2 separate regions of the Mus musculus genome follow, and region 2 is linked to region 1. The links are chromatin contacts, found by Hi-C or POLR2A ChIA-PET in ENCODE. All regions are on one chromosome and are shown on one strand. The core of a region is the stretch at or near the end of the contact, and the rest is flanking DNA. Distances in the headings are between cores, read along the strand shown. Region 1 holds the start of Mdc1 (mediator of DNA damage checkpoint 1). Region 2 holds the start of Dhx16 (DEAH (Asp-Glu-Ala-His) box polypeptide 16).

Region 1 (2,700 bases), core at 66-2,565:
GAGGATCCCTGTGAGTTCAAGGCTGACCTGCTAAGTTAGTTAGTTCGAGGTTAGCGGAGGCACATAGTGAGACCCTTCTTTGGCTTAAAGAAAATGAATCAAAGACATGCAATCAACATACAGCTCAAGTCATCTTTTAAATAAAAGAACATTTAACCGGGTAGTGGTGGTGTACACCTTTAATCCCAGCACTTGGGAGGCAGAGGCAGGCAGATTTCTGAGTTCGAGGCCAGCCTGGTCTACATAGTGAGTTCCAGGACAGCCAGGGCTACACAGAGAAACCCTGTCTCGAAAAACAAAAAACCAAAACAACAACAACAACAACAAAGAACATTTAAGTTACATCAATACTCCTTTATTCATTAAAAATATTTCAATTTTGGTTATGCCAACAATGAAAGCGATTATTGATTATTTCGTGCTACTTGAATTTGTCTCATTTACTTTAGGAACACGGATAAGTCATCCAACTTAAAGCTTCAAACGTCTGGCGATTTATTATGGACATATTGAAAAAACCAACGGGAAAGAACTATACAAGCCACTTTCCTGGAATACCTTCATGTTTTATTATAATGAAATAAATTATTTTATTATACTTTTCTCCTCTTTTGAAAGACGACGACAGACTTTGAGGTTTTAGCAAAACAGCTTGCTGTATTTAGGATCTTCCATTTAGGAAGATGACCTCAAAATGTCCGTCATTGGCCAGGCGTGGTGGCACACGCCTTTAATTCCAGCACTCGGGAGGCAGTGGCAGGCGGATTTCTGAGTTCGAGGCCAGCCTGGTCTACAAAGTGAGTTCCAGGACAGCCAGGGCTATACAGAGAAACCCTGTCTCGAAAAACCAAAAAAAAAAAAAAAAAAAAAAAGTCCGTCATTTTATACATTAATACGTACATACATAGATGTGGAAGAAAAGCAAGTAAACAGTCCAAATCAAACGGAAATAAAATCCCTCTGCAATAGGGAGTTCTAAAGTGCCACGCCTACAGGGTGTTTTCCAATCTGCAGCCTCCAGCCACGACTGCTGCCTGCAACCCCCCATTTCTCGTGAGTCAGCTGGCGCCATTTCTGGGATGACCGAGAAGGGCGCTCTGGCCTTGGAATGACTTCTATGATAGAGCCCTTCTAGCCGCCGCCGGTAACTGGCGCCAGACTCTCTGGTAGGCGTTTGGAAATCTGCGCGGGAAGTAGTCCGTGGATGACGTAGCGACGGAGGGTTGGCCTAGGGCACTACCCAATCACGGTGCGGGATTCTCAGGCCACACCCTCCTGATTAGCGTTTTCTTCAGCCTGTTTCCCGCCGGTAGCCGCACATTTGAGCTGTGAGGAGGTGAGGCAGGGGCGGGGCTTCCGACTTGAATCAATCGGCGCGCTTCCAGCAGTAAAAGACAGTTCCAGGAGCCAATCAGCCCACCGACTCTCTTCCGGGATTCGCACTCCCGCCACCTGGTAGCGGCCGTTACTGGTGGCGCGCGCGCGCGGATTCAGTCGGTGAGTTCGGCAGCCCGCGCCCGGGTTACCATCTTTGATTCCTCCTGAGGGCGGGAGGGGCGTGCCCTAGGTGTCACTGGGCTGAGGTAATTTGGGTTGCGGTTTTAGGTTTTTTTATGCTAATCCTTGCTTGGCGCCCTGGCCCGGGTGTAGGTTTGGTGACACGGAAACCTTAGGCCACGAGGGAACGAACTCCAGCGTAGGTACCAAAGATGGTTGCCCTTCACTTGGAGCAAAGGGTCGTAGGCGTCTGCTGGGTTGGCAGGACGGAGTTTACTTCTTGGGGTACACTACTTTTCCTTTCAGCGTTTTCCCCGTGTGTGACATCTTTATAGGTAAAATCCACCCATGCAGTTTTGAATTTCTGTCTCTAGTTTGTCTGTTAGTAACGCCGGCTATGTAGTTACCATGAGAGCAGGATTCATTTTGAGGATGCATGCCCAAATACTGACCGGTACCAGGTGTGCATAATTCCTGCAGAGTAAATAGGACGGACCCGAGTAGGGGAGGTGGGGATGTAGATACAGTTCCACCCGTACTGATCTGGAAAGAGATGTCAAAGACAGAAAGGGGGCCGGGCGGGCGTGGTGGGGCACGCCTTTAATCCCAGCTCTGGGGATGCAGAGGCAGGCAGATTTCTGAGTTGGAGGCCAGCCTGGTGGTCTACAGAGTGAGTTCCAGGACAACCAGGGCTACACAGAGAAACCCTGTCTCGAAAACAAGCAAACAAAGACAGAAAGGGTCTTGCCAAGGAGCTACTTTAATTCTGTGAACTTAGCAGCCACGAGAAAACGCTAGGAGTGATTTAGAGACGGTCCTTAACCCATCTATGTTGACGTTTCTCATCTGGGAAAAAAAAAAAAAAAAGAACAACCATACTTTTACAGGGTTCTTCTCAAGAACAAATGAATCAGTCAACCTAATGTGTTAAAACTGTTTAACATATAAACCCCTCTTTATATGTTAGCTTCTCTGGTTCTTTGCACTTCAAGCTGAAGTATGCTGATGAGAGTGTATAAACTGGGGGCTTTGTGACTCATTTCTATTTACATGCTGTGTTATTCTGAGCAAATCAATTTTTGGAGTTATTACTTCCCTGTCTCGTTTGGCTATTATGCCTGATACAACACAATACTCAATAGAGGATTATGAAATCAATTAGGGAGTGGTAGATGGGCTTTTAAAAACTAGAACATGTACAAG
Region 2 (2,700 bases), core at 93-2,592, 38 kb after region 1:
AGGGAGGATACTGGGGTGGGGAGGTGCCCTCTCAGAGGAGAAGGGGAATAGGGGGAGAAACTCTTTCAGGGGGGACCAGGAGGGGGCAGCTTTGAGGATGTAAGTAATTAAGTGCGTAAGTAAATAAATAAATAAATAAGAGTTCAAAGTTATCTTTAGCTATGTAGTACATACAAGGCCAGCTAATTGTACATGAGTCCCGTGTTTTTTTGTTTTTTGTTTTTGTTTTTTAAATGGTGAACTGGAGAGCTGGCTTCTCAATTAAGAACACTTAGGTTTAACTCCCAGCACTCACGTGATGTCTCAAAAACACCCCTAACTACATTTTCAGGAGATCCAATGCCCTCCTCCAGATTCTGAGTGGTATACATACTTGCAAGTAAAATGCCTACACACACACACACACACACACACACACACACACACACACACCCAATAGAGGGGCTGGAGAGATGATTCAGTGGTTAAGAGCACTTGCTGCTCTCAGAAGACTGGTGTTTGGTTCCCAGCACCTATATCAGGCAGGTCCCAACCACCAGTAACTCCAAGTTCAGAGAGACACAATATCTCTGACCTAAAAGGGCACACACACACACACACACACACACACCACACACACACACACACATACTGTGCAGATAAATTCATGCAGGCAAACCCACATGCACATTAAATAAATAAATATTAAAATCTTATGATACCCAAACTCCCACCTAAATGTATTTATTATGTACCTTTAGTTTTTGTTGTTTTAATTTTTAATATTTTAAGTTAGGCCGGGCGTGGTGGTGCACGCCTTTAATCCCAGCACTCGGGAGGCAGAGGCAGGCAGATTTCCGAGTTCGAGGCCAGCCTGGTCTACAAAGTGAGTTCCAAGACAGAGAAACCCTGTCTCGAAAAACCAAAAAAAAAAAATTTATTTTTAAAAAAATTAGGTGTATGTGTGTTTGTGTATGAGCACGTGCACACAAGTGCAGGTGTCAGAAGAGACCAGAGGTGGTAGATCCTCCTGGATCTGGAGATATACGTGGTTGTTGGTGAGGGATGTGGGTGCACCGAATCGAACTCGACTTCGCTGAGCCGTCTCTCCAGCCCTTTGTTATATATCTTGTTTTCCTAACCCTGATTTGTACGTCTTTTATTTATCCCAGCTGTGGGAACTAGTTAGTCATCACTGACAGCTTGTATTGATAGAGAACTGCACCCGCGCACAGATCATTAGGGGGCGACGGAGAGCTTGGACGAGGCTGTGCATGAAAGCCTCTTGCACTTAGCGTCGGGAAAGAGGCTGCGCGATTTGAACCCGCCCAGCCACCGTCGATCCCTGGCCGGAAGAGCGCGACTCTTTCCGGGTTTCGCGGTCTGTGGAATTGGAGTCTCTACGGCAGCCGGAGCGAGGCGGTAGTACCGCAGGCTCTGTCCCCGCCGCAGTCCTGGCCGTTCCGCGGTTGCGCGCCCGGAGCAGGACGCGTCGCCATGGCGACGCCGGCGGGGCTGGAGCGGTGGGTGCAGGAGGAGCTGCACTCGGTGCTGGGGCTGAGCGAGCGGCACGTCGCGCAGTTCCTGATCGGCACCGCACAGCGCTGCGCCTCCGCCGAGGAGTTCGTGCAGCGCCTGCGGGACACCGACACCCTGGACCTCGGGGGGCCGGCGCGGGACTTCGCCCTGAAGCTCTGGAGCAAGGTGTGTGCCGCCGGGGCAGGCCACTCACAGCCGAATTGGCTCGTACGCAGTGTGGCTGTCTATTCTGTGATAGCCTGCAACTTTCAATATAGTACACAGGCTGGCTTAGAACTTGCAGCGAGCCTCCCTGGTAGTGGGGTGACAGAGAGACCTTTCATTCTTGGTTCCGCCCACCATTTAATTTTTTTCCTCTGTTATCTAGATATCATGCTAGGTGTTGGGTGTATACAGGTCTGTGGAGAAGACTCGAGATGGGGCTCTACATACATGTTTAAGCTAGAGCCATTGTTAGTTACAGCACATACCCCAGGCCTAAGGATGTAGCTCAGTTGGTAGAATGTTTGTCTAGCATACAGTAAGCCTTGGATTCAATCCCCAGCCCTGGGAAAGAGTCACTGAGAACAGAGCTAGGAGAATTAGCATTTAGGAAATAGGATCGAGGCTGGGGAGGGATGGCTTAGCAGTTAAGACCCCTTGTGCATCTGGAAGACTTGAGTTCAGTTCTCAGCAACCAGGCCTAGTGGCACACAACCATCTGTAATTCCAGCTCCAAGGAGATCGGAGGGCTTCTGGCCTTTGCCAGGTACCCCATACACATAAATAAATGAAAAATAAATCATGAAAAGAAAATGGGTTTTAGAACATAAACTACTTAAGCTCAGAACCAATACTTTAAAAAAAAAATTCTATCGTGGGGCAAGAAGAGATGGCTCAGGGATTAAGACCACTTGCTGTTCCTCTAGAGGAACCAGGTTCAATTTCTAGAACCCACGTGGCAACTCACAACTGTAACTCCAGTTCTATGAGATTCAGCACCCTCACACACAGCTCACGTTGCAGGCAGAACACCAGTGCACATAAAAATAAAAGTAAGTCATTAAAGTTAGGAAGAAGTTTTAGTTCGTGCATATGCCCGTGTGAGGCTGTGAGCGTACAACCTGTGAGAGCTGGTTCTTTGCCTCCACCACGGGATGGCTTTCAGTAATCATTTGCTCAGTGGATTCCTAGAAGGACGTT

What was found. Hi-C counts contacts between places; a loop is a spot of excess contacts on that map. ChIA-PET counts read pairs that join two places held with the same protein, here RNA polymerase II (POLR2A).
Region 2: POLR2A ChIA-PET joins it to region 1 with 65 read pairs in Patski. The contact joins the promoter of Dhx16 here to the promoter of Mdc1 in region 1. A Hi-C loop is called at or near these places in 27 of 37 maps with a recorded cell type or tissue (CH12.LX, CH12F3, Patski and 10 more). POLR2A ChIA-PET finds 5 or more read pairs at or near these places in 5 of 5 experiments (Patski and embryonic stem cell).

What each region holds. Positions count from the first base shown.
Region 1 is chr17:35,840,183-35,842,882 of GRCm38, forward strand. It overlaps Mdc1 (mediator of DNA damage checkpoint 1), which reads left to right and starts at 1,316. Exons shown (of 16, transcript NM_001010833.2): 1 at 1,316-1,497.
Region 2 is chr17:35,878,436-35,881,135 of GRCm38, forward strand. It overlaps Dhx16 (DEAH (Asp-Glu-Ala-His) box polypeptide 16), which reads left to right and starts at 1,343. Exons shown (of 20, transcript NM_026987.2): 1 at 1,343-1,683. The coding sequence starts at 1,477.